2 separate regions of the Homo sapiens genome follow, and region 1 is linked to region 2. Evidence: read pairs that join two places in POLR2A ChIA-PET (ENCODE). Cell type or tissue: MCF 10A. All regions are shown on one strand. Region 1 has its middle 20 kb from the start of DOCK9-DT. Region 2 has its middle 50 kb from the start of UBAC2-AS1.

What was found. Peaks named below come from ENCODE experiments on the same cell type or tissue, not always from the same donor. Only the 100,000 strongest peaks of a DNase experiment are listed, where the experiment ranks them.
Region 1: POLR2A ChIA-PET joins it to region 2 with 14 read pairs; 4 of 35 experiments call an interaction of 5 or more read pairs at or near these places.

Annotation. Positions count from the first base shown.
Region 1 is chr13:99,062,445-99,070,444 of GRCh38, reverse strand. It overlaps a transcript of DOCK9 not described here. Among named protein-coding and RNA genes, the nearest start is that of DOCK9-DT, 20 kb to the left of the region's middle. RefSeq lists an enhancer at 2,483-3,682. In MCF 10A, no CTCF peak of the experiment used is centred here; DNase peaks (open chromatin) are centred at 4,624 and 7,644.
Region 2 is chr13:99,146,331-99,154,330 of GRCh38, reverse strand. No RefSeq gene overlaps it. Among named protein-coding and RNA genes, the nearest start is that of UBAC2-AS1, 50 kb to the left of the region's middle. RefSeq lists a cis regulatory region at 2,209, an enhancer at 2,125-2,294 and silencers at 2,601-2,670, 2,681-2,730. In MCF 10A, no CTCF peak of the experiment used is centred here; DNase peaks (open chromatin) are centred at 2,630, 3,230 and 3,590.

The sequences.
Region 1 (8,000 bases), 84 kb after region 2:
CAGAAATGCGTGTGGTCACAATTGTGTGAAAACATGTTTAAGAAAAATATTGGAAGGAAACACATGAAAAGATAGGAATATGATTTGTTTTTTATATATTCTAGGATTTCCCAGCTGTTTAAGTGAATAGGTAATAATCTATTAAGAAAAAGCAAATACATTGAATATTGGAAGGAAAGTTTGTACTACATGTAAGATGTTCAAATCGGTATGCTTGAAAATTACACTTGTATATCTTAGTGCTTGTACACATGGGCATTGTGATGTAAAATATGTTCCTGAAGTGAGGGCACACACATGCATGTTGGAAGCAAAAATATTGTCAACAGTTAAGAGCCCTGCATTAAATGCTCATAGAGGCGGGATGCCCCTGTGAAACAATGCAACTTTGCATTTGACTGTTTATAAAGTTCTTTAAAGAAAAAAAAAGTCTATCTTTGGCCTCTGGAAAATCTGGTCAGATAGACAGGGATAGTTTTATTATTTCTGTTTCTTGATGAGGAATTAAAGACCAGAGAAATCAAGTGACTTGCTTAATTAAGGTCACCTGGCTAACCTTAACCCTTTTCCTGGCAAGATGGCAGAGATTGTCTAAAAGTGTCAAAACATTTTAAGATATCATTTTGAAGTTGGAGTTTCTTGAAAACTTTTAAGCGATTAACTTGAATCATTAAACATATTTTTTGGAAAGTACCACTAATTCTCTAGGTTTATAGAAATGCGTGACATGAAAGTGAAATATTCTTTTGGAGATGAAAGTCATCTTTGGTGGTCATCTGGTCCAGCTTCCTAATTTTGCAGATGAGGAAGATGAGATCAGCCATGGATAAACCTTTGTGGTCTACAGCTAGTTATAAAGACAAGAACAAAATCGAGTTTGCCAACTCCTGGTCCAGTGAATTTTCCAGTGACTATAGAAAATAATTACATTACTTTGTTTACACTTGTGTGTTGTCAAGTGTCATTGGTAATCAGATAATAGGAGACTATGAAACATCTATTTGCACCATGGATCTCCTCCGTGCTTGTATATTTCATTAGTCCCAAGCTAGTTTGTTGGTGAAATTGATATTCATGTTTCTACAAGCCAAGAAAGGAGTTCTGCATTTCTGTTTAAGGGGTATTAGGATGAAAGGGAGAAAGAAATAAAAAGCAAAACTTAGAAAATTAATCTAAAAAAGGTCTCAGTAGTAACTTATTCATGAAGGAAGAACTAATTTAGTAGTCAATGTTATTGAAGGGACAGAATATCACAGTTTTACACGTACATTGGTTAAAATTATGATGTGGCTTGAGAAAAAACCTCCCTAGGCCTATTAACCTAAAATTTGTTAGTGTAGAATAAGCTCTGTTAATCTAGGTCATTTTACATTTCAGGCTGCTTTGCGTTGGCTAAAATAAATATTCAGCTGTAAATGACAATTTGGTTCAAACTGTATTATTATAGAAAGAGTTGCATTTCTAAGATTGTTTAGAGGACTTATTTAATCTGTCACTCTAACATATTGCTGTTTTCTTAAGTAGAAAGCAGAGTTCCTATGGTGATAGCAGAGGTGCCATAATATTTATAGTATAGTAGGTTCATCTGTAAACTATTATACTAGCTAGAATTTACAGGATATTTAATCTCTTAGGTTAACTTTTTCCTTCCCAGGCTTTTACTGTGTTCATTTTGCCATTTTTATTTTCCTTCGCTATTCTTATAAGAATCTTCTATGTTATTTTTTTCCTAAAAGATCGAAAGTAACTGCTGTTAAATGATTTTTTTTTTTTAAACTGAAGGATGTATGTGCTTAACTAATTTCTGTGGAGTTCGTGAAAAACTGATTGAGGTATTAGGGTTTTTTGTTTGTTTGTTTGTTTTGAGATGGAGTCTCGCTTTGTCGCCCAGGCTGGAGTGCAGGGCGCGATCTGGGCTCACTGCAGGCTCCGCCTCCTGGGTTCAAGTGATTCTGCTTCAGCCTCCCCAGTACCTGGGATTACAGGCGCCCACCACTGTGCCCAGCTAATTTTCTGTATTTTTAGTAGAGATGGGGTTATCTCCATGTTGGCCAGGCTGGTTTCAAACTTCTGACCTCAGGTGATCTGCCACCTGGGGCTCCCAAAGTGCTGGTATTACAAGCATGAGCCACTGCGCCCGGCCAGGGTATTAGGTTTTTAAAGAGACTTTCTTAGTTCTCCACTGAAAACTCAGAGAGGCGGAGATTCCTGACAGTGTTGGTTTCTCCTCGAAGTTACTAAACACATTGGTGTTGAGATTTCCTTCATGTGTAAGAGGTGGCATGAGAGAAAAGGGATCACCAATAGCAGATGAGGGTTTCTTGAATTGAGGATAGTCACAGTTGGTGATTCCATATCCTGGTCTAGAGTATCAATGCTGGGGCAGGAGGTGGGGGGTTGAAGATTATGGGCTGTGGAGAACCACATGTGGGGTACTGGGGATCGGTTCTTTCTGTAGGCTTAGGGAACTCTATTTGATGGGGGAGAGTTTCAGAATAGCTCCCAGAATTTGGGGGAACTACAGATGTTTTTTCCATGGCTTCAGTTGTTAGACATTTAAAAAAAAAAAAAAAAGCTTCTGTCCTTACAATGTGGAATCTTGGCATCTTGGATATCCTCCACCCTGGGCAATGGGCCCCGAAGCAGCCCTACCTCTCCATCTCTTGGGCAACTCAGTGGGAGAATCAGCATATTCCAGTGAGCATTGCATTTCATGTCAGGAAAATGGTATTTTACCCATACTACTTACTCCTTTATGGTCTTGGCCTGGTGCCTATGGGTGGCACCTGCACAATGGAGAAGTCACTGACCAGCCTGGAGTTGATTTAAGCTGCAGAGTTGATTCCTTTCTGACCAAATCATTTGGTTTTGAGTCTGGCCTGGTGCAGACCTGGAGCTCACTTCCATCTGCAGTGACCTTTGGGAGAGGAGGGGCAGAGGCCAGATGGAATCCAGTCTTCTCTGCTGCAGGCTTCCCTTGTGATCTTTTTCCACATTCTCAGGCCAGGGCATCTTTCCCTGGAATTTGGAGAGGATTCAGTGTCCTCTTTTAGTTGAGGATCTTAGCAGATCTTGAGTCATTTTTGAGTTCTTGATGATGATGTTAGCAGAGAAAAATGCAGTGCTGTTAGAAGTTTTTAAAGCTCTCATACCTTAGTATTGAGTAGGTCTCAGGTTGTCACTCATGATTCATTGACTCAACAAACACTAAAGAAAGGTAAACATTTGGTGAAGACACTATCCTTGTCCTCAAGGAGCATGGAATCTGGAGTGGACAAAGGAACACAGATGGGACCCAGGGAGCTTTGGTGTTGAGGTCCTCTTTTAGGGTCCTCTGCCGCTTGGCTATTTTGCTCCTGGAAGGAAGAAGGAAGGTTGTGACCGGTGCAGATGGAGTTTGTAGGAAGGTGTCAAGACTGAAGTCAGCCTTCTGGGTAGTAGAAACATACTGGGACCTACTTATCTATTACACTCCTTTTGCAAGATTCAGAAACCGGATGTTTAATATGGCTGTTATTCATGGGAGTAGTGATAGGATATTTCTCTTGTAAAGATTCTGGGTAGTGGCAGAAGAAATTACCATGAATGAGATACATGCAGTGAGAATTGTGGGTCAGGACTCCAAGGAACAGGCTAGAGAGATGGGATGGGAGGCTTTTTAGTTTTATGGTAATGTAGCTATTGACAACCTAAGGACTCCTAAAATTAGCATTTTGTAGCTATATGCAGGTAATTTCCTTTTAAGCTAACTAGGGAAAACAGGGCATTTAAGAGATTTATTTCTCTTGGAATTTAGAATACGCTCCATAGGTGCAAAGATCCCCAAAATATGCAAGGAGTTGGATCTTGACGATGTCCTTAATTAACTCCAGAAGCCATGTTAAGCTTGTTAAATAATATAGTATATTAACATATTAAATTTATATTAAGTAACATAGTATGCTATTATAGTTCTTTGTCTATCATAGTTGATATAGAATTGAAAATGAAACCAGTTTTCCTTAGAATTGAAAATGAAACCAGTTTTTGTGGAGTTCTAGATTAAAAATAATCTGAAATGATTGTGTGTACTGGGCATGAAAAGAAAATTCAGTCTTTTTTTAAGCTCCATAGAACACAAATTTGCATGGCACCATTCCTTGGGTTTTAGTGATTGTAAAAGATGCTGAATACTTAGCTTGGGGGCTTTTGGAAACAAGGTGACATTCTGCTGATTTGCAGTGGGGCTAATGATCATTGTTTCTAGAAAAACACCACTTTTTGAGTGCCAAGAAACATGCTAAAGTACTAAAGTTGGTTCTTAGATAAAGATGTGTACACTTGTGTTAGCCTTGATCTTTGTTTAGTTTTATCTTTTTTACTTATGCCATTCAGGACGTGTGTGGGTCATGTTAATCTCCTGGGTAAAGAAATGAGCAAGTATTTATTTGATTGGCAAACAAATAAGCATGCACATGTATTTTATAGATGCTTGAAAACTGTTTCCCACATATATCTGAACTGATAAATTTTAAATTTCGTACATGCATCAATTAAGTGAACACATTTGTTGAGTCCAAACACATTTGTTGAGTGCCAAGCACTGTGCTAGGTGCTTTGAGGAATCAGGATGAGTGAGACAGATCCTGTCCCATCTTGCCGACTGACTAATAGGAGAGAGAAGATTGCAAAATGAGCTTCATGTATACCTAATAGAAGATTGTATCATTGGAGAGTTATAAGTAAAGCGTTAAAGAGGTCTCAGGAGAGAGATTACCTCCAGTGGAGGGAATCAGAAAAAGGGTAATGAAGGAAATGTGAGAGATACAAATTATTCTAGATAGAGGGACCCGTAGGAGCACAGGCCTTGAGGAAGGAAATCATGGCGTGTACTTGGGAAACAGTGAGTAGTTGCGTCTGGTGTCATGTATGGAGGGTTAGAGGTACACAGATTCTGGTCACCCAGGGAGTGAGGAAGGCAGACAAGGCCAGGCTGTGGAGTGTTGACTTGATGCTTTGTTGTGGGTTTTCGAGCTGGAAGGCCTCAAGATTAGAACTTTGCTGTGGGAATACAGTGACTGTGTTGTCAGAGCTTAGTTGCTGGGGATTGGGTGGGATTAGAAAGCTGGGGGTTGAGGTGTTACTCAGGAGACTTTTGCCATAATTTAGGCAGCAGGTAATGAGGGCAGAAAGTAATGTGTAAGTTATGTGTAAGAAGTATTTTGGGACTAAGCTGATGTGTATTTGAACCTGATTAGATTAGGACATTTATTTATTCAATGAATTTTGATTAATAATCCTCCTTCCTCTCTCCACACAGTGAGCTTGGAGCTCCCTGGCCAGGTGAGGTCAAGAAGCAAGAGGCATTAACTATAGCCTTAGGTTTCAGCCGTGCGTGACTGTGCTGGGAGTGTGGTGATGCAGAAACCTGAGAACATCCAGCCCGTTACACAGGCCTTGAGAAGAGTGTAGAATTTATCTGGTCCTTCGCTTTCAGATAATTTCAGATAAACCATTGCAGACAGATGAGAATCTCATCTCCCCTTATAAACCACCAGCAGAGGAATGGATTAGCAGTGAGCTATTAGGGGGCCTTCATTTTTTAGAGAGTGTTTAGGGTAGAACAGACAGCTTTAAAAACCATTTATCTTGTCCTCTTTAAAATACTCAGTCATAATCAGTGTGCTTAATCATGAGGCCCCCGACCAGCTGTCTTCTCCACCACTGTCTTCAAAGCTGACATTTTGACTTCATATCAGTTTTCAGGAATGTCCTTTCCATGCTTCCCTTTGAAGGGAAAAATGAAAGAAGCCTTTAAAAATAGTAAGCTCATAAATAGTTATTTAGAGAGGGGATATAAAGTTAGGTAATTTATTTTGTTATGCCTTTTTGCACGTTTACTTTTTCCAGGTGAGAGAAAATAAATGTGCAATGGGGGCCCCGGTTCATTTTTAGATGTGAACTTCTTTCATATTTCCAAATAAAAGCTCAGTCACTGCATGGATTGATAAATTATAGATGGAAAACTGTTCTCAGTTTTCCTCCTCTTAGATTTCTTTGCTTCATGTGACCATAGATCTCTCTCTTCTCTTTGAAACTCCACCTTCCTTTGATATCCAAATACTGTCACCGCCACCTGTTATTTATCAATATAGTGACAACAGTTATAATGATAAGTCTTTCTTTGCACCCTTCTCTCTGTTTCATTATTTTCTCTTTCAGCTTCCTATTGTGGCCATCCCATAGAAAATGGGGACTTGCTGTTCTCCTTTCACTTTCAGAGAGTTGAGCTACTGCCTCTGTTCCAGTGACTCATTCCTAAGTCTTGATTTACATCTTTGACCAGGACATCTGTGAGGGTCAGGAGAAAGCTAGCTGGTGAAGAGAGAAGATGAGAGAAAAAGGTGGAGGATAAAGGAGAGTTTACCTCAAATGGAAGAAGATCTACAGGTCTTAGTAGAAGGCTTCAGAATAGAGAAGCATAGTAGGAGGTGAGGCTATGAAAGTGTTGAGCCTCCATTTCATGTTGGAAGGGAGGGAGTGCTCCTCAGCGTGAAACCTGCGGACAGGTTGGTGTGTCAACTGTTTATAACTGACCTGTGACAAGATGAGTTGTGCTTGAAGATGAATGGAAAAAAAAAAAAGTTGAGAATTCGTGTTTAGAAACTTTTAACAAATCGACAGGGTAACTTTAAATCTGTTGAATCTAGCAAAAATTTGGGGCTTATATTTTGTATGGGTTTGTTTTTTATTTCATTTATTAGTAATTGTCAAGATTATTTGTATTTTATAAAAGTATTGGTCCCCAGTGGCTTGGAGGAGAAAGAGGACCCTCACCACACATGGTTTGAGAGGTCCTGTTGTAGGTATGTGAAGATGGTAGTTGGAGGATGTTCCAGTTGAAGTGGTTGGTTTGGGCCCCAGAAACCAAGGGGTGTCAGGTTGGGAGGCATATGGATGCTCACCCGAGGCAAAGGGAGCCCTGATGACATGGTGTCCGGTGACTTGTGGGAGTCGCAGGGTGGAGGAAGGTGTTTGGACACCTGGGTACCCACACCCAGGTGAGGCCTAGCCCCAGCATTTGGTAGGAATGTGTGTATTCTCTGCTCGGTGAGGCCTTCTAGGCTGGGAAGGGTTCCCCACAGTCTGGGTAGGGCCGTAGGGCTGTCACCAGCAGTGTCATTTTGGCTCACTAGCCATGAATAGAGCACGACATCTTTCAGTATGACCCAGGCTTGCTTTTCATCGTTCGTTTGTCCCTGTTCTTTTCTACCTTGCCTCTGTCTAGACTTACTGCACAAGCCTTCCTGTTGGTTCTTTTCTTTTGTTTCTTAAATCCTTCTCTAATATTCTGACATAGAGAGTGATTCTTTCTGTTGCTGGCTTTCCTGGACCTCTTGTATTCTGAGTCGTGAACCTTCACATGGGTCTTTTCCTAATTCGGTCCCTTATCTGACAGTGGCTGGTTTGTCTTTCTTCAAAAGATGGTGTCATGATGGATGCCCAGCAAATGGTAACACCCGCAGAGTAGTAGAGAGTAGATTCGGGGACCCTGGGCTGGCAGCTCCATAATTCTTTCTCCCTTTTCTGCCAAAGAGACAGGATATTAAACCACTGAACTGGCGCGGTCCTGGGCTGCCTGCCAATGGAATATTTGGGGAGAGAATGGTGCAGCTTTTGTTTCTCTTGCCTTCTGTGGAGCCCTGGGGTGGATTCTGAAGGGATGTTTTCCCTCGCAGGAGTAACCCATTTGGTATTGAGAAAGCAGGAAAGCAAGTTTTCCTGTTACGAGCAGTGAACAAAAAGCAGAAAAGCAGGCAGCGGATGGCGATATCCTGTTGTAGAAGGCTTGCGGGAGCGAATGCAGACAAGTGCCCCTCATTCTTTCCGTGTCTTTAAGAAAAGCCAGGAGATGAGAAGGAAATTGGTTACTTTGCAGGCCACATCCAAATGGTTTTCCTCTTATTTATGGTGCTTATCAAGGAGGTCATAAGTGTATGTTTTGTGATTTAAAAACTTGT
Region 2 (8,000 bases):
TCCATCGCAGCGTCTGCTTTCAGAGCACCTACCCTATGATGACTTTGCAAAACCCTAAGCCTAGAGTATTTGGCTAAAGAGGATGTGGCCCCTTCCTGAAACTGACTTCAAGAGTAACTGAGATATCTGCAATGGCCCTGTCCTTACCCTCTGGTATCAGTGGCCTCAGCTTCAATTAGATTCCTTTTGGCATTTTGTTGTTGTTGTTGTTGTTGTTGTGTTGTTTTGTTTTTGAGATCAAGTCTCACTCTGTCACCCAGGCTGGAGTGCAGTGGCGTGACCTCGGCTCACTGCAACCTCTGCCTCCTGGGTTCAAGCGATTCTCTTGCCTCAGCCTCCTGAGTACCTGGGACTACAAGCGTGTGCGACCACACCCTGCTAATTTTTGTATTTTTAGTAGAGACAGGGTTACACTGTGTTGGCCAGCCTGGTCTCGAACTGCTGACCTCAGGTGATCCACTTGTCTTGGCCTCCCAAAGTGCTGGGATTACAGGCATGAGCCACCACACCCAGCCCAATTAGATTGCTTTTGATCCCCACATTTCTCCTTTGTTGGGGTGGAACTGCTCATGATTGCAACTGTCCTCTTTAATAGTGAGAATTTTGAGCGGGTCCCTTTTTGCATGGCCCCCCTTTTTCCTGCTATTCAGTGTGGAGTTGCTTTTGAGGAAACTGGATTTTATAAAAAAGAAGTGATGGGTTTAAATGATTATATTCTTCCTACAAAGTTATTTTGAAGCTCATTTCTTCAGAGACCTTCTCCTCCATGGCCTTACCCTCACTTAAGCACAGACAGCCTTCAATCTAAAACTCTTGCCCTAACCTTTCTCTTGAAAAGCAGTTTTCCTTGTTATTCAAGGTCCATCCAACTTTATCATCCTCTACATGAGTTTGCAAATTCTGTGTTCCAGCCAAGTTGATCTCTTTGATCTTTCAACTTAGGCCCTTTTCCAAAACCATGCCTGAACCTATGCCTCATGCTTCCTCTCTGCCTGAGTCTACTCCCCTAGCTTTTCATTCTCATTTCAAATCTCTCCTCTCCAAAGAGACTTTCTAGACTTCGCTGATCTTTTTGCCCCCTGCACACCTGTATTTAGGAGTCATGTGCTACCTTGAACCTTCTGTTACTCTCTTATATAAATGTCCCTTCCCCCCATCTCAACTATATACATACTCTTTGTATCTTCCAGAGTCTTACGCTCAATATATGTTTGTTGATTTTATTTTTCCTGACCCTGATTTCACCCAGAATGGCAGGCAGTTCCATTATCTCTTCCTATATACCAAGCCACCCACAGTCCTGTGGGTTGGCTGGGCTCAGTTGGGAAGTTCTCCCTTGGGGTCTGTCATGCAGTCGCAATGAAATGTCAACTGGGGCTTCAGTCCTCTGAAGACTTGGCGGGGCTGAATACCCATGGGTGCTCACTCTCATGATGTGCATTGAAGTTGGCTATTGGCTGGAAGCTCCGCTGGGTCTGTGCCTCACAGCACTCCCACTCAACCTCACCTTGCAGCTTTCACAGCCTGATATCTGGGCTCACAGAGGGAGCATTCCAAGGGCAAGGGATCCAAGATTCCCAGGCAGAAGCTGCAAGGCATATTGTGACCTGTCCTCAGAAGTCCCAGAGTGTCACTTCCAGCACATTCTCTTGGACAAAGCAAGTCAAGTGTTTCACTTGAAATTTTATAAAGTTTAGGAAGCAAGTAAGAAAGCATGCAGAGTCACTTGAAATAATTTTCATAGAGCTGTTCAGTTGAGATTGGTGTGTATTGCTGTGTGTATATATCTTATCTCTGAAAGTAAAAAAAAATTTTTTTAAGACTGTTATAATAGTTTTTTTCTTGCACATGATTTTTTCCTGATGTTTTAAATTTTAAAAAATTAAACAAAAAATTGTTTGCAGAATATGTCTTTTTGTTTGTTTTCATCTTCTCAGGAGCTATCACTGTGCCTGAGCTGGGTCTCAGGGAAGATTTGGGATAGGGGAGCTGATGTCAAGCAGCCCCTTGCATCCCTGCCTCTTTATGGAGCCTGATTCCCCTCCCTGTAGCCAGTTCACATGTTCCTTCATCAACAAAGGCTTCAAGAATGGCCACTGGTGTGTTCCACATATGGCTTTAACTGGCAAGGGTATCTGGATGGACAAAGTAGTCATGGGCCCTCTCCTTGGGGCCCTTGAGTCTGGCGAGGCCCTGTGCACTTCCCACTTTGCTGGCTAGAATTCCCCACCTGGAACTGGCAGTTAGCGGTTCTATATGTCTCCTGGGCCCCTTTAGAGTCCTATACACCTGTTTGGTAAGGTGAGTCAACTCTAGCCAGTCCATTTATGTGGATATTGTGATTTAACAGGTCTTTTTAACTTCTAGTTTAAAAGAAAGCATTTGAACAGTAGCCATCAAGATATAACACTGTCATGCCGGAGAATAATGCCAGTGATGTGACCGTTCAGCCCAGGGAAAGAAAGTCTTAGAAGCCACCAAGACAACGCTGCACCTGCAGGGGACCACTTGCTCTGTCCACCTTGGGTAGGTCTTGCTGCTCTGGTCTCCTCACTCTGCTGAGTCACATGGCTACTCCCATACTTAATCTCACTGCAAATATGGCCATGTGTCAAGAATAAAATAGACATGGCCCGGTGCAGTGACTCATGCCTGTAACCTCAGAACTTTCAGAGGCTGAGGTGGGAGGATTGCTTGAGCCCAGGAGTTTGAGACAAGCTTGGGCAAAGTGGTAAGACTCCAGCTCTACAGAAATAAGCAAATAGATCAATACAATACAATACAATACAATACAATACAATACAATACAATACAATACAATACAATACAATACACATGAGCACAACTAGGTTCCAGGCAATACAATATAGCACAAGGAATTGATCATTGGCCTCAGCAGTTGAGCCAAATGAATAGTTAGCAGCTGATTTTAGACATGTCCCATAGTGCTATGCACTTCACTTACTGTCAAAGGAAGACATGAATAAGATAGGAATTAAAATAGACTTTCAAATATTTCCTTGTAAGTGGCTTTAGTTCCCAGAGGAGATTATTCCATAACATCGTCTTTTCTCTTTCAACAAGAATTTCTTCACATTGGTTGCCAACACCCATTATGCTGCATAGAAGTATTAATCATCCATGTGGAATTTTATATTTTCAAAGCCTCTTAAAAAAATCAACCCTCTCCTCTGCCTTCCCCCACGGTGCTCACAGACCATGGCCCTGAGGGCATGCACAGACGAGTCTGTTTTTGTTTGTTACTGGCTTGCCAGGCCAGGTTGCTAAATGTACTTGATTCATCAAATACTTGTGAGCTCAGGGAAATCTAAACAAATTTATTTAATTCAGGCCCAGACACAGAGGTGGGTCAGTGTGTCCCCATTTATTGCATGGTGTGCTGAAGTCCCCAGAAGAGATCAAAAGCAGACACAGGGTGAGGCCACAACATGGCAGGCATTATGTCAGCGCTCTTGATCTCTAAGTCATTACTTAGGAATATATGCAACATAGTAATGATGGTTTCAGACACTCTCAATGCATAGTCTGACTCAACATCTCACTTTGATGGAAAGAACCTCAGTCGACAATGAATGGACAAGACCCGAACGTGTATGGTGTCATGAAACCAGGCATGTGGAAGCAGGTTTCCAAAACAGGTTGGAGACTGGCTCTTCCTAAAGTCTTGCCCATCTGTCAGTTGTATCATTGTCCACATGGTTACTCAGCCCTGAAGCCTCAGAGTCAATCTCTCTTTCTCCCACCTCATCTGCCCCCCTCTCCGTACCGCCATATTTAATACATCAGCTAAGCTTGTTGGTTCCAGGAACACAATACCTATATTCTCAAACCTACCATTTCTCTCTGTACACACCAGCCTCACTCCAGCCCAAGCCAACTCACTCTCCCACCTAAAGAACTGCAATGATCTCCTGGCTTACTAATACATTTAACCAAAGAAGAAAAAAAGAATTAAAAATGTCTACCAGACAAAAAAGACAATAGCAAAATCAACAACAATTATTAAACAGGAAAAATGTCACAACAGACATGCTCAAGGTTAGACTCCTTAGTATAAAAAAAGCTAATAAAGATGATTAGAAAAATTAATATTCAAAGAGAAAATGGGCCAATTTTGAATAGTTCATAATAAAGTATAAAGCATTTCATTGTTTTCTGTTTATTTGTTTGCTTTTTGAGACTGAGTCTCGCTCTGTCACCCAGGCTGGAGTGCAGTGGTGCAAGCTCAGCTCACTGCAACCTCCACCTCCTGGGTTCAAGCAATTCTCCTGCCTCAGCCTCCCGAGAGGCTGGGATTACAGGCTCCTGCCACCACACCTGGCTAATTTTTGTATTTTTAGTAGAGACGGGGTTTTGCCGTGTTGGCCAGGCTGATCTTGAACTCCTGACCTCAGGTGATCCACCTGCCTCGGCCTCCCAAAGTGCGGGGATTATAGGTGTGAGCCACTGTGCCCAGCCAAGCCTTTCTAAACAAATGAAAGGATACTCAGTCTCACTCTAATAACAAAAATACAAATTCAAAGTTGAATGAGATGCAGTTGACACTTAGAAAATTGGAAAAATTCAAAAAGTGTAAAAATGCCTGGATGGTGATGAGGGGGCCTGGTACCATTGGTTCATTCTCTTTGGAGGGCAATTTAAAAAGCACCAACCAAATTTTAACAGGCATATGCTCTTTGACTTGGCAGTTCTACATTTAGGAATGTGTCTTACAGATATATTTGCACATGAACATGAAGATGCAAATGCACGTTGCAGCAACAAAAGAAACCAGCCAAATGCCCATTGGTAGGGGCTGGGTAAGTTAATTCTGGTACGTCCATAGAGTAGACAATCCAACAGTGAAAAGAATGAAACAATATTACTTGGCATGGATAAGATAAATTTTCTAGAGGTATCATTAAATTATAAAAAGCAAGATGCAGAAGATACAAGATGCTATCGTATACAAATGTGGGTAGGGATGTACACACATACATTACATCTATCGCTTGCATATGCATAGATTGTTTCTGGGAAGATATGTAAGAAATTTAACAGTGGTTGTCTCTGGAAAGGTGATGTGAGAATTTGGAGTAAAGGAGAAGAAATCTACTTTTTCCTGTATTTCCTTTTATGATGTTTTAATTTGTACCATATTTAAGAATGACCTATTTTTACAAAACTGTTAAGACAAAGAGAAAAGAACTGGTAGGCCAGGCGCAGTGGCTGAACGCCTGTAATTCCAGCACCATGGGAGGCTGAGGCGGGTGGATCACTTGAGGTCAGGAGTTCAAGACCAGCCTGGCCAACATGGTGAAACCTTCTCTCTATTAAAAGTACAAAAATTAGTCAGGTGTAGTGGGGTGCACCTGTAATCCCAGCTACTCAGGAGGCTGAGGCAGGAGAATCACTTGAACCCAGGAAGCGGAGTTTGCAGTGAGCCAAGATCACACCACTGCACTCCAGCCTGGGCCAGAGAGTGGGACTCCATCTCAAAAAAGAAAAGAAAAGAAAGGAACTGATTATATGCAGTCATTTTAAAGGAAAATATTAGTAATACTTTTCTAGAAAATGTGAGGTTTTACTTAGATTGTAAAAATTCCACTTCTATTACATCTTTTCCTTTTCAGAATTATTGTGTATAAACTAATACTTCAAGTCTAGCCAACATGGAGAAACCCTGTCTCTACTAAAAATACCAAAATTAGCCGGGTGTGGTGGTGGGCACCTGTAATCCCAGCTACCCGGGAGACTGAAGCAAGAGAACTGCGTGAACCCGGGAGGTGGAGGTTGCAGTGAGCCAATATCACGTCACTGCACTCCAGCCTGGGCGACAGAGCGAGACTCCATCTCTTACTAAACAAATACATATATACCAATACTGCAGACAAAATAATAGCTAACATTTGGTGGGTGTTTATTCTGAATAAACACTGTGCAAAGTGCTTCAAAATAACAGTACTAGCCCAGGCACAGTGGCTGATGCCTGTAATTTCAGTACCTTGGGAGGCTGAGGCAAGAGGATCACTTGAGCCCAAGAGTTTGAAGCCAACCTGGGTAACATAGTGAGACCTTGTCTCTTAAAAAAAATTCAAAATTAGCCAGTCATGGTGGTACACGTCTATAGTCTTAGCTACTCAGGAGGCTGAAGCAGGCAGGTTGCTCCAGCCCAGGAATTCAGGTTGCAGTGAGTTATTATCGAGCTACTGCACTCCAGCTTGGGCAACAGAGCGAGAGAGACCTTGTTTCTAAATAATAATAATAGTAATAACAACAGTACTGCCCTCATCTCTTCATTAAAGATGAAGAAACGAAAGGTCAGAATTTAATGGGCTTACCTTAAGGCCACACAGCTAGTAAGTTATAGAGCCAGGATGCACATCTAAGCACTCTGACATCAGAGCCCACATGCTTACCCACCGTATGGGTTATTTATGGTGTTATTAATGAGTCATTTGTTTCTTGCAAAACAATACTTAAGGGCATATAATTTCCAATTCAAAACAGGTACGTAGCAGAAATAGAATCTAACCTTAACTATAGAAAATAAAAGTGCAAATGTTGTAAAATCCATAAGTCCCATATATAAAGTTGTAATAATATTTCTGATTTTATGGCCAATGATTCAGAGAAATTAAAAAATTATTTTAAGATATTTAGGCCAAGCATCGTGGCTCACGCCTGTAATTCCAGCACTTTGGGAGGCCAAGGTGGATGGACACCTGAGGTCAGGAGTTTGAGACCAGCCTGGCCAACATGGTGAAACCCCGTCTCTACTAAAAATACAAAAATTAGCTGGGTGTGGTAGCATATGCCTGTAGTCTCAGCTACTCGGAAGGCTGAATCAGGAGAATCACTTGAACCCAGAAGGCAGAGATTGCAGTGAGCCGAGATCGTGTCACCGCACTCCAGCCTGGGTGACAGAACGAGACTCCATCTCAAAAAAAACCAAAAATTATTTTAAGATATTTGAATAACAATTGGCAACTATGACTACTGTGTTATATACAGTGCATGCTATTTTTTGTGTTTATATTCTTGATCTTCATGAAATATTAATACATAAAATGTCTCAGGTTGCTGTTATGGGTTGAATTGTGCCCTCCCATTCATATGTTGAACCCCCAATACCTCAGAATGTCACCTTATTTGTAAATACTCTTTACAGAGGCAAATTAAAGTGAGGTCATTAGAGTGGGCCCTAATCCACTATGACTGGTGTCCTTATAAAAAGGAGACATTTGGACACAGAGACAGACATGCATAGAGGGAAGACGATGTGAAGAGACATAGAGAGAAGATGGCCAAGGGGAGAGAGACCTGGAACAGATTTTCCCCTCCCAGCCCTAGCCAATACCTGCCCCCGCACCTGTGACTGTGGCCTTATTTGGAACCAGGGTCTTTGCAGATGTCATCAAGCTAAGATGAGGTCATACTTATTAGAGTTAGGGTGGGCCATGAATCCAAGATGGCAGGTGTCCTTATGAAAAGAGGGATCAGGACACAGGAAGAATACCATGGGAAGACAGACGCAGAGGCGGGAGGGACGCGTCTAGAAGCCAAGGAACAGAAGGACTGATGGCAACACCAGAAGCAAGAGAAAGGCCTGGAACGGCTTCTCCCCTCGAGCCTTCAGAGGGAGCCTGGCCTGCCGTACACCTTCCTGCGGGACTCCAAGCCTGTAGAACTGGGAGAGAATACATTTCTGTGGTTTGAAACCACCCAGTATGTGCAGTGGATTCCCTAGAATTTGATTGGCGTGGGAGTGACTTGCTAAGGGGGTGCCCACTATTGAAGCCACCAAGGGACTAGGGAGGTGGACAGAGCAGCCGCGGGAGCCTCAAAAGGGGCGAGCTAGGCCAAGTCCCACAGCCGGCAACATAGAGTGGGCGTCCCAGGCGAGGGCGCTGGGCTTCCTGCCCCAGCACCCCATTGGTCAGGTCACAGGTTTTAGACTACCCCCCAGTGCTAGATGGTGGTTCTCCACAGAAAAGCAG